Regions from separate parts of the Mus musculus genome. Here region 1 is linked to region 2. A link is a contact called in ENCODE POLR2A ChIA-PET data. All regions are on one chromosome and are shown on one strand. The core of a region is the stretch at or near the end of the contact, and the rest is flanking DNA. Distances in the headings are between cores, read along the strand shown. Region 1 holds the start of Txnip (thioredoxin interacting protein). Region 2 holds the start of H2bc18 (H2B clustered histone 18).

Evidence for each region. ChIA-PET counts read pairs that join two places held with the same protein, here RNA polymerase II (POLR2A).
Region 1: POLR2A ChIA-PET joins it to region 2 with 25 read pairs in Patski. The contact joins the promoter of Txnip here to the promoter of H2bc18 in region 2. POLR2A ChIA-PET finds 5 or more read pairs at or near these places in 3 of 5 experiments (Patski and embryonic stem cell).

The regions. Positions count from the first base shown.
Region 1 is chr3:96,555,664-96,560,371 of GRCm38, forward strand. It overlaps Txnip (thioredoxin interacting protein), which reads left to right and starts at 2,294. Exons shown (of 8, transcript NM_001009935.2): 1 at 2,294-2,822; 2 at 3,226-3,301; 3 at 3,407-3,554; 4 at 3,670-3,772; 5 at 3,926-4,182; 6 at 4,275-4,431; 7 at 4,545-4,696. The coding sequence starts at 2,573. It overlaps Gm15441 (predicted gene 15441), which reads right to left. Exons shown (of 4, transcript NR_040409.1): 2 at 4,015-4,179; 3 at 1,623-2,734; 4 at 105-397.
Region 2 is chr3:96,267,807-96,272,608 of GRCm38, forward strand. H2bc18 (H2B clustered histone 18) reads left to right here and starts at 1,894. Exons shown (of 1, transcript NM_175666.3): 1 at 1,894-2,386. The coding sequence starts at 1,946. The coding sequence ends at 2,326. It overlaps H3c13 (H3 clustered histone 13), which reads left to right and starts at 848. Exons shown (of 1, transcript NM_178215.2): 1 at 848-1,349. The coding sequence starts at 888. The coding sequence ends at 1,298.

The DNA.
Region 1 (4,708 bases), core at 1,044-3,543, 290 kb after region 2:
ATCAGCATTGCCTCCAAGGAGACAGCCCAAGGCAGCACCCTCTCACCCCTTAGCAGCCTCCCCTCCTTCATCTGACCTCAAGGTTTAAAAACAAGAACTTTTTTACATTTAAATTTTTTATTTTGGGTGTCTCTGGAGTGACTACTGGAGAGGGGAAGGAGAGGGGAGGGGGAGAGGGGAGGTCAGAGTTGGTTCTTTTGCTACTGTGTGGGTTCTGCTATTGAACTCAGGTTGGCAGGCCTGGCACCATCTCTCTGGTTCTCCTGAAGTCTTATGTAGCTGGGGCTGAAGAGATGGCTTGGTGGTTGATAGTATCAGAGGAAACGAGTTCGAGTCCCAGAACCAAAAAACGGCAGCTCACAACTCTTAACTCCACTTCTAAGGCATCGGCGGACACCTGCAGCAAGCACACAGGTGGTAGAAGAAAATAACAGCCATATACTTACAAAATTTTTAAATCTTATGTTGCTACATACCACACTATTTAACAACATCGATATATGAACTTTCGGTATATTTTGATATTTCATACCATCAAGCTAAGGTTTTCTCAGATGCCTGCTACAGGCACTGAGAAACTGAAGTTAGTGAGCGACCTACCTCCCTTACAGTATTCATAAATACTGTTTATCGTTGGAAAACACCTGACGCCTAGTTAGTTAACTTTCTGGAACAAACACACCCTAAGGATCAAGGTGTTCCTAGGCCTTGGTGTTGTGTATATGTTTTTGAACCGTGTGATGTTCATCTCTGTGCTTGCTTAAGGTTCAGTTGTAACTTGTTAGCCTTAGGGTGTCAACCCAGTTAGGGCGCGCGGGGGTGGGGGCTGGGGGTGTTGTTTATGAACAGCGGTGAACAGGCATGCAATCGCTTTTTACTTCTCCATCTTAATCTCAGGGCTATATCATCTTTATTTTCCTGCGCAAGGAAGGAGATAGATAGTCTCCTAATAATTCTGCCCAAATATGGAAGGAGTTTAGGACTCAATGACAAGGCTCCGGCGCGGGGTGGGGGTGGGGGTGGGAGTGGGTGGGTGGGTGGGGAATAGAGTAGGGGGCGAAGGGGGAGGGGGTTGCAGGTAATCCTTCACACAAGAGTTTCTTTGCACACTTAAGAGTTATTTCTCTAGTCAGCTCCTGAGGCATCTCTCAGCAAGGTTTGCCAGATAACTAAGTGAAACTAACACAGCTCCAGCGCCGGTGAAATTGAAACAGGCTTAGGGACATGCATTTCATTTAGTGAATTTGGAGAGAGGACAGAGGGGGGAAAAGAATGACAGGAACTCGAAAACAAAGTAAGGAGTGAGGTTCTTTTTCTTCCTTTTTCTTTCTTTCTTTTATTTTATTTTTTTGGTTTGTCCACCTCTTGTTTCCTGGAGAAACAAGGACGGGGGAGCCATCAGTGTGAAAGTAAACACCTCACAAAGCTGCAGTGAGGAACAAGGGAACATATACAAAATGTTCCCCAACTTCACAGGTACACTGAAGAGATGAGGGGATAAGCAACAGGATGTGGACACTCCCTTACTGCTTCCGCTCCAGAGAACAGAATAGAATGTAATGGGCGAGGAACAGTAGCAGCACATAGGGGCATGAAATGAGGGGGAAATGAGGGGAACCCACCAGAGCATTCACCAGAAAGGACTGAAAGCCAGACTTTAAAATATCTGACAAGTTCTCGTCTGGAGAGACCGCAGCCTTTTATTCTTCAATAGAAGTGCAATAGGAGCATATCGGGTGGGCTCTTTCTCACTAACACGACTGCACTCTCGCCCTCCGCTCCATCCTGGAGTATCCTCGGTGCGATGGGATTGTTTTTCACAAGACTTGCGAACTTGTGAGCCAGGAATAAATGGTCACCTCGAAATGAATTGCGCTGGCTCAGGCGAGTCATGAAATCCTCTCCTAAGCACATTTTTCTTTCACCTAAAAAAAGAAGGGGGAAAAAAAAAACAAAGCACACACCCAAATAACCCAGCTCCCAAGAGGAGTCCCCTGGATGAGGTTCAGGGTCCCGGGGTCCCAGCCTCCCGGGGGGAGGGAGGGCACCCGTCGCCCCGGGCCCCGCCCCTCCTGCTGGCAAGGCTGCGCACCCGAACAACAACCATTTTCCCCGCTAGGAGCACACCGTGTCCACGCGCCCCGGCGGCCTCGCTGATTGGTTGGAGGCCTGGTAAACAAGGGCCAAGTAGCCAATGGGAGAACTGTGCACGAGGGCTGCACGAGCCTCCAGGCCAGCACTCGCGTGGAGCGCCAAGCCAGGCGGCTATATAAGCCGTTTCCGGCAGCCGCTTGACACTCTCCTCCTCTGGTCTCGGGGTTTCCAGAGTTTCTCCAGTTGCGGAAGACAGCTGTTATTTTTCTCCTGAAAGCTTTTGGCACAGCCGGCAGGCTGAAACTTCCAGGCACCTTTTGGAAAAGTTGTTAGGGTTTGTTTGAAGCTTTCTTTACATTTTCGTTTGGGTTTTCAAGCCCTGACTTTACGGAGGCGAGCTCTTCGTTTGCTTTGAAGGGTTCTTAAAGATTTTTTTCCTCTCCGGCTTTCGTTTTTCTTGAACCCACTCGGCTCAATCATGGTGATGTTCAAGAAGATCAAGTCTTTTGAGGTGGTCTTCAACGACCCCGAGAAGGTGTACGGCAGCGGGGAGAAGGTGGCCGGACGGGTAATAGTGGAAGTGTGTGAAGTTACCCGAGTCAAAGCCGTCAGGATCCTGGCTTGCGGCGTGGCCAAGGTCCTGTGGATGCAAGGGTCTCAGCAGTGCAAACAGACTTTGGACTACTTGCGCTATGAAGACACACTTCTCCTAGAAGAGCAGCCTACAGGTACTGCTCCCAGCAGGACTGATGGTGACTTGGGAGGTCTGTGGGTCGGGGAGGGCACCACTAAATGTTTCGAGTTGTTCGTTTGAATGGTTTGAACTGTTGGTCCCTATATTTTTTTACTTTGTAATTAGCAAGTTTTTCACTACCCTTCACCCCCCTAGAGTGATTTGAACACTTTCTGAGGTACTGTTTCCTGAAAGTGTTGTCTTAGCTACTACTTAAAGATTAATGTATTTGTGGATTTCGCAACTTTCTGTCCAAGAAAGTGCTCTGGGATCTTTTCTTCCATAGTGTAAGAGATGAAAGTGGAAGTGAAGTAAGGTAGTCTACTGCCCAGGCACTCCTCATTGACGCTTTCAAAATGTAACAAGAAGCCTAATGGCCCCTTGTCTTTGTTTCCCAGCAGGTGAGAACGAGATGGTGATCATGAGGCCTGGAAACAAATATGAGTACAAGTTCGGCTTCGAGCTTCCTCAAGGGTAGGCATCCACCGTGTGCACCTTGCACTCTTATTTCTAAGTCTTCCCCCTCCATTGATCTCTTACAGTTCTTAGCCTTAATTTTGGTTCATTGTTTTGACACAGGCCCCTGGGAACATCCTTTAAAGGAAAATATGGTTGCGTAGACTACTGGGTGAAGGCTTTTCTCGATCGCCCCAGCCAGCCAACTCAAGAGGCAAAGAAAAACTTCGAAGTGATGGATCTAGTGGATGTCAATACCCCTGACCTAATGGTGAGGATTTTTTGTTTTTGTTTTTAAAAAGGTTTTAAAATTCTTCTTGGTCAGGGATAATAAATTAGATGCATGGGGGTTGAAATATCTCAAAACATTATTTCCTTTTACACAGGCACCAGTGTCTGCCAAAAAGGAGAAGAAAGTTTCCTGCATGTTCATTCCTGATGGACGTGTGTCAGTCTCTGCTCGAATTGACAGAAAAGGATTCTGTGAAGGTAAAAACATACTGCTTCAAATGCTAGACAGGATAGCCAGAACTGGGGGTGGGGGGGTTGGGGGTGGTACGGAGAGGGTCGTAGGGTAGAGGCAGAGGAAGTGCTGTTAACTTGCATGGCTATTCATACTTCCTCATTTTATTTTAACTCTAGGTGATGACATCTCCATCCATGCTGACTTTGAGAACACGTGTTCCCGAATCGTGGTCCCCAAAGCGGCTATTGTGGCCCGACACACTTACCTTGCCAATGGCCAGACCAAAGTGTTCACTCAGAAGCTGTCCTCAGTCAGAGGCAATCACATTATCTCAGGGACTTGCGCATCGTGGCGTGGCAAGAGCCTCAGAGTGCAGAAGATCAGACCATCCATCCTGGGCTGCAACATCCTCAAAGTCGAATACTCCTTGCTGGTGAGTGGGTGAGAAGAGAGACAATTACCTGGTTACAAATTCAGTGCTTTCTGTACTCAACCCATCTAACAAACTGCCATCCTCCTCTCTAGATCTACGTCAGTGTCCCTGGCTCCAAGAAAGTCATCCTTGATCTGCCCCTAGTGATTGGCAGCAGGTCTGGTCTGAGCAGCCGGACATCCAGCATGGCCAGCCGGACGAGCTCTGAGATGAGCTGGATAGACCTAAACATCCCAGATACCCCAGAAGGTAAGCTGCAGCCGGATAGGTTCGAGTTATTTTGATCTGCTTGGGCTTGTGGAGTTGGGGTGACCTGGCATTTATTTCTTAGTCGGACTTCTGACACCGTTTTCTCTCTTCAGCTCCTCCTTGCTATATGGACATCATTCCTGAAGATCACAGACTAGAGAGCCCCACCACCCCTCTGCTGGACGATGTGGACGACTCTCAAGACAGCCCTATCTTTATGTACGCCCCTGAGTTCCAGTTCATGCCCCCACCCACTTACACTGAGGTGAGAACTGCT
Region 2 (4,802 bases), core at 644-3,143:
AGCAGAGGCAGGTGGATTTCTGAGTTCGAGGCCGGCCTGGTCTACAGAGTGAGGTCCAAGACAGTCAGGGCTACACAGAGAAACCCTGTCTCGAAAAGAAAAGGAAAAAGAATCAAATAAATAAGTGCTCATTTGCTTTGAAAGTTATTTTGACTTGTCATCTAGATGACAGGTTTAACTATTTAGTAGCTGTTCTCCACTGGAAAGGCGGTATTAATACTTCTAGTCTTATCCTTCTGTTATATAAACATTTCATCTGCAGGACTTAATTGGCCGTTAGTGTAGAAGGGAGGTGGAAGGAACGCACTCTAGACAGAAGGAAAGGCGGGAGCGCCATACATAACGATAGTCAGTGTGCAGTAAATGTAAGACCGGCTTTGGTAGGGTTTCGAAATAGGTAAAACTTAAGTTTGCATTTGGTTCCTTTCACTATACATCGTTTTGTCATCTTTCGGCCGTGGTACAATGCGTTCAAATCACTGGGCACAAAGCCTGAAGTTAAATAAATGCTAACTGTCAGAGAAGAGCTACAGTATCTGGTGACTCGCTACAAAGTGAATCGCAGAACATGAAAAGGGCAAGTTTGTTTCCAAAGAAACCTGTTAGAAGAGCACACTGCGTGAGAAACACTTTAAACACTGCATTTAGGAAAGTTACATCAACTGAAAAGCACTATCTTTTTAAAACCCTCTGCGGTTCATAAATACAGGAAGGAAAAGTATCAGGAGAGAAGGAATAGTGTAACCATCTTGAAACTCAGCAAATAGGATCGAATTCTACCCAATCAGACTGCAAGTCCAGAAACTCCTGCTTTCTGGGCCCAATCAAGACGAAGATAAGTCTATAAGTATGGCCACTTGGCGTCTGCAAGCCGAAGTCGCAAAAATATGGCCCGTACGAAGCAGACCGCCCGCAAGTCCACCGGCGGCAAGGCCCCGCGCAAGCAGCTGGCCACCAAGGCCGCCCGCAAGAGCGCCCCGGCCACGGGCGGCGTGAAGAAGCCGCACCGCTACCGGCCCGGCACCGTGGCGCTGCGGGAGATCCGGCGCTACCAGAAGTCGACCGAGCTGCTGATCCGCAAGCTGCCGTTCCAGCGCCTGGTGCGCGAGATCGCGCAGGACTTCAAGACGGACCTGCGCTTCCAGAGCTCGGCCGTCATGGCGCTGCAGGAGGCGAGCGAGGCCTACCTGGTGGGGCTGTTCGAGGACACCAACCTGTGCGCCATCCACGCCAAACGCGTCACCATCATGCCCAAGGACATCCAGTTGGCCCGCCGCATCCGTGGGGAGCGCGCTTAAGCGCCCTGTTTCCCTTCCATCCCCCACAAAGGCTCTTTTCAGAGCCACCTACGTTGTCGATGAAAGTAGCTGTGTCAGCTTTGCAAATTGATTTTCAGTGTTTCAAATACGCCCTCAAGTGTGTCAGGCCTAACAGTTACCAGTAATCACATTCCTTATCCCAGGTTTATTCCATTTAGAGCTGGTCTTGAGCTCACTACTCAAATATGGGCCAGTCCAAAAAAGGAGTTCTAATTAGGGTCTCAGAACTGTGAACCTGAAAAATAGCCCCAAAATTCCAAGCGTGATACCTAAGAGCGATAGTTAACTTATTTCAACCTGGTGTTTTAAGGATCTGTAAGCGAAGGGAACATAAAGAACAGCTGAGGCAAAACTGCCGCTCTCAATAACAGGCTAGCATGAAATGGAAGGCTGCGATTGGCTAGAAAGAATTTCCTCTAAGCACCACCAAGGCTCGCAACCAGAATCGGTTTGAGTAGGCTCCGCCTCCTTGACGCTGACTCTGCTGTAAATCAACCAATAAAAATGGAATACCGTGTGAAACCTCATTTGCATACAAGCTCTATAAGTACCGCATAGCAAGCCGCGCTGAAACAGTTCGTAGTTGCCCGGTCTACCTTACGTTGCATCTTTAGACGCGGAGGAAAATGCCGGATCCAGCGAAGTCTGCTCCTGCCCCAAAGAAGGGCTCTAAGAAAGCTGTCACGAAAGTGCAGAAGAAAGATGGCAAGAAGCGCAAGCGCAGCCGCAAGGAGAGCTATTCTGTTTACGTGTACAAGGTCCTGAAGCAAGTGCACCCCGACACGGGCATCTCATCTAAGGCTATGGGAATCATGAATTCCTTCGTGAACGATATCTTCGAGCGCATCGCAGGTGAGGCTTCCCGTCTGGCGCATTACAACAAGCGCTCGACCATCACTTCCCGGGAGATCCAGACAGCCGTGCGTCTGCTGCTGCCGGGAGAGTTGGCTAAACACGCTGTGTCGGAAGGCACCAAGGCCGTCACCAAGTACACCAGCTCCAAGTGAAGTGCAGCAGAGACGTGATTGATCGGCTTTACCCAAAAGGCTCTTTTCAGAGCCACTTTAGTTCTCAAAAAAAGACTGTAAGCACTAAGGGTCTGATCTAGCAGGTAAGGTTAAGCCATGATGAGTCTGTTACCCTGCAGCGCTCTGGTGCAACATCGAGCGTTTCAAAGTGTTGGGCGGTGTCTTGGCTTGCTCAGCCTGCTCTCTTATATAACCCAAGACTACCAGCCCAGAGATGGTCCCACCCACAAGGGGCCTTTCCCCCTTGATCACTAATTGAGAAAATGCCTTAGAGTTGAATCTCATGGAGGCATTTCCTCAACTGAAGCTCCTTTCTCTGTGATAACCCCAGCTGTGTCAAGTTGACACAAAACTAGCCAGTACAATTGACCCCTTGTCAACTTGACACACAAACACATCACTAGTAAGCCTCAACCCTTACATTCTTATTCATCCCCAAGGTCTAAATAACTTTAAAAGTCCCACAGTCTTTACATATTCTTAAAATTTCAATCTCTTTAAAATATCCATCTCTTTTAAAATCCGAAGTCTTTTTACAATTAAAAGTCTCTTAACTGTGGGCTCCACTAAAACAGTTTCTTCCTTCAAGAGGGAAACTATCAGGGCACAGTCACAATCAAAAGCAAAAGTCAATCTCCAACCGTCCAATGTCTGGGATCCAACTTACGATCTTCTGGGCTCCTCCAAGGCCTTGGGTCACTTCTCCAGCCATGCCCTTTGTAGCACACGCGTCATCCTCTAGGCTCCAGATGCCTGTACTCCACTGCTGCTGCTGCTGCTCTTGGTGGTCATCTCATGGTACTGGCATCTCCAAAACACGGCATGACCCCTTCAGTCCTGGGCCATCAATTGCAACTGAGGCTGCACTTTCACCAATGGCCTTCCATGGCCTCTCACAGTGCCAAGCCTCAGCTGCTCTGCTCAACTCCTTCATGCCTTCAAAACCAGTACCACCTGGGTGACCCTTACACATTACCAAGCCCAGCCACAGCACAAGGTACAACTTTGGCTATATCTGGAACAAAGCCACTGTGCTCTCAGAAAACACTTCCCAGAAGATGTCACCTCAATGATGCTGGTCTCTTCTTAATCACCGCTAATTTCTTAGCTCCAGCTAACCAGCATCAATAGTCCCAGTAATGCAAAGTTTTTGCTTTAGTAGTTCTGGTATCTTGTCAATCACAGCTGATTCTTCAGCCCCAGCTAACCAGAACTACAGAATCTTCACAATCAAAACAGCAATGGCCCTGAAAAGAGTCTTTAATTTTCCCTCTGAAATTTCACAAGCCAGGCCTCCATCTTCTGCACTGTTCTCAACATTATCTTCCAAGCTCCTACACAACATCCGACAGAGCTCTTAACAAACTTTCCAAGCCCAACGTTCCAAAGTCCATCCACAGTCCTCCCCAAAACATGGTCAGGTTGTCACAGGAATACCCCACTCTGCTGGTACCAATTTGTCTTAGTCAGGGTTTCTATTCCTGCATAAACATCATGACCAAGAAGCAAGTTGGGGAGGAAAGGGTTTATTCAGCTTACACTTCCATACTGCTGTTAATCACCAAGGAAGTCAGGACTGGAACTCAAGCAGGTCAGAAAGCAGGAGCCGATGCAGAGGCCATGGAGGGATGTTCTTTACTGGCTTGCCTCTCTTGGCTTGCTCAGCCTGCTCTCTTATATAACCCAAGACTACCAGCCCAGAGATGGTCCCACCCACAAGGGGCCTTTCCCCCTTGATCACTAATTGAGAAAATGCCTTAGAGTTGAATCTCATGGAGGCATTTCCTCAACTGAAGCTCCTTTCTCTGTGATAACCCCAGCTGTGTCAAGTTGACACAAAACTAGCCAGTACAATTGACCCCTTGTCAACTTGACACACAAACACATCACTAGTAAGCCTCAACCCTTACATTCTTATTCATCCCCAAGGTCTAAATAACTTTAAAAGTCCCACAGTCTTTACATATTCTTAAAATTTCAATCTCTTTAAAATATCCATCTCTTTTAAAATCCGAAGTCTTTTTACAATTAAAAGTCTCTTAACTGTGGGCTCCACTAAAACAGTTTCTTCCTTCAAGAGGGAAACTATCAGGGCACAGTCACAATCAAAAGCAAAAGTCAATCTCCAACCGTCCAATGTCTGGGATCCAACTTACGATCTTCTGGGCTCCTCCAAGGCCTTGGGTCACTTCTCCAGCCATGCCCTTTGTAGCACACGCGTCATCCTCTAGGCTCCAGATGCCTGTACTCCACTGCTGCTGCTGCTGCTCTTGGTGGTCATCTCATGGTACTGGCATCTCCAAAACACGGCATGACCCCTTCAGTCCTGGGCCATCAATTGCAACTGAGGCTGCACTTTCACCAATGGCCTTCCATGGCCTCTCACAGTGCCAAGCCTCAGCTGCTCTGCTCAACTCCTTCATGCCTTCAAAACCAGTACCACCTGGGTGACCCT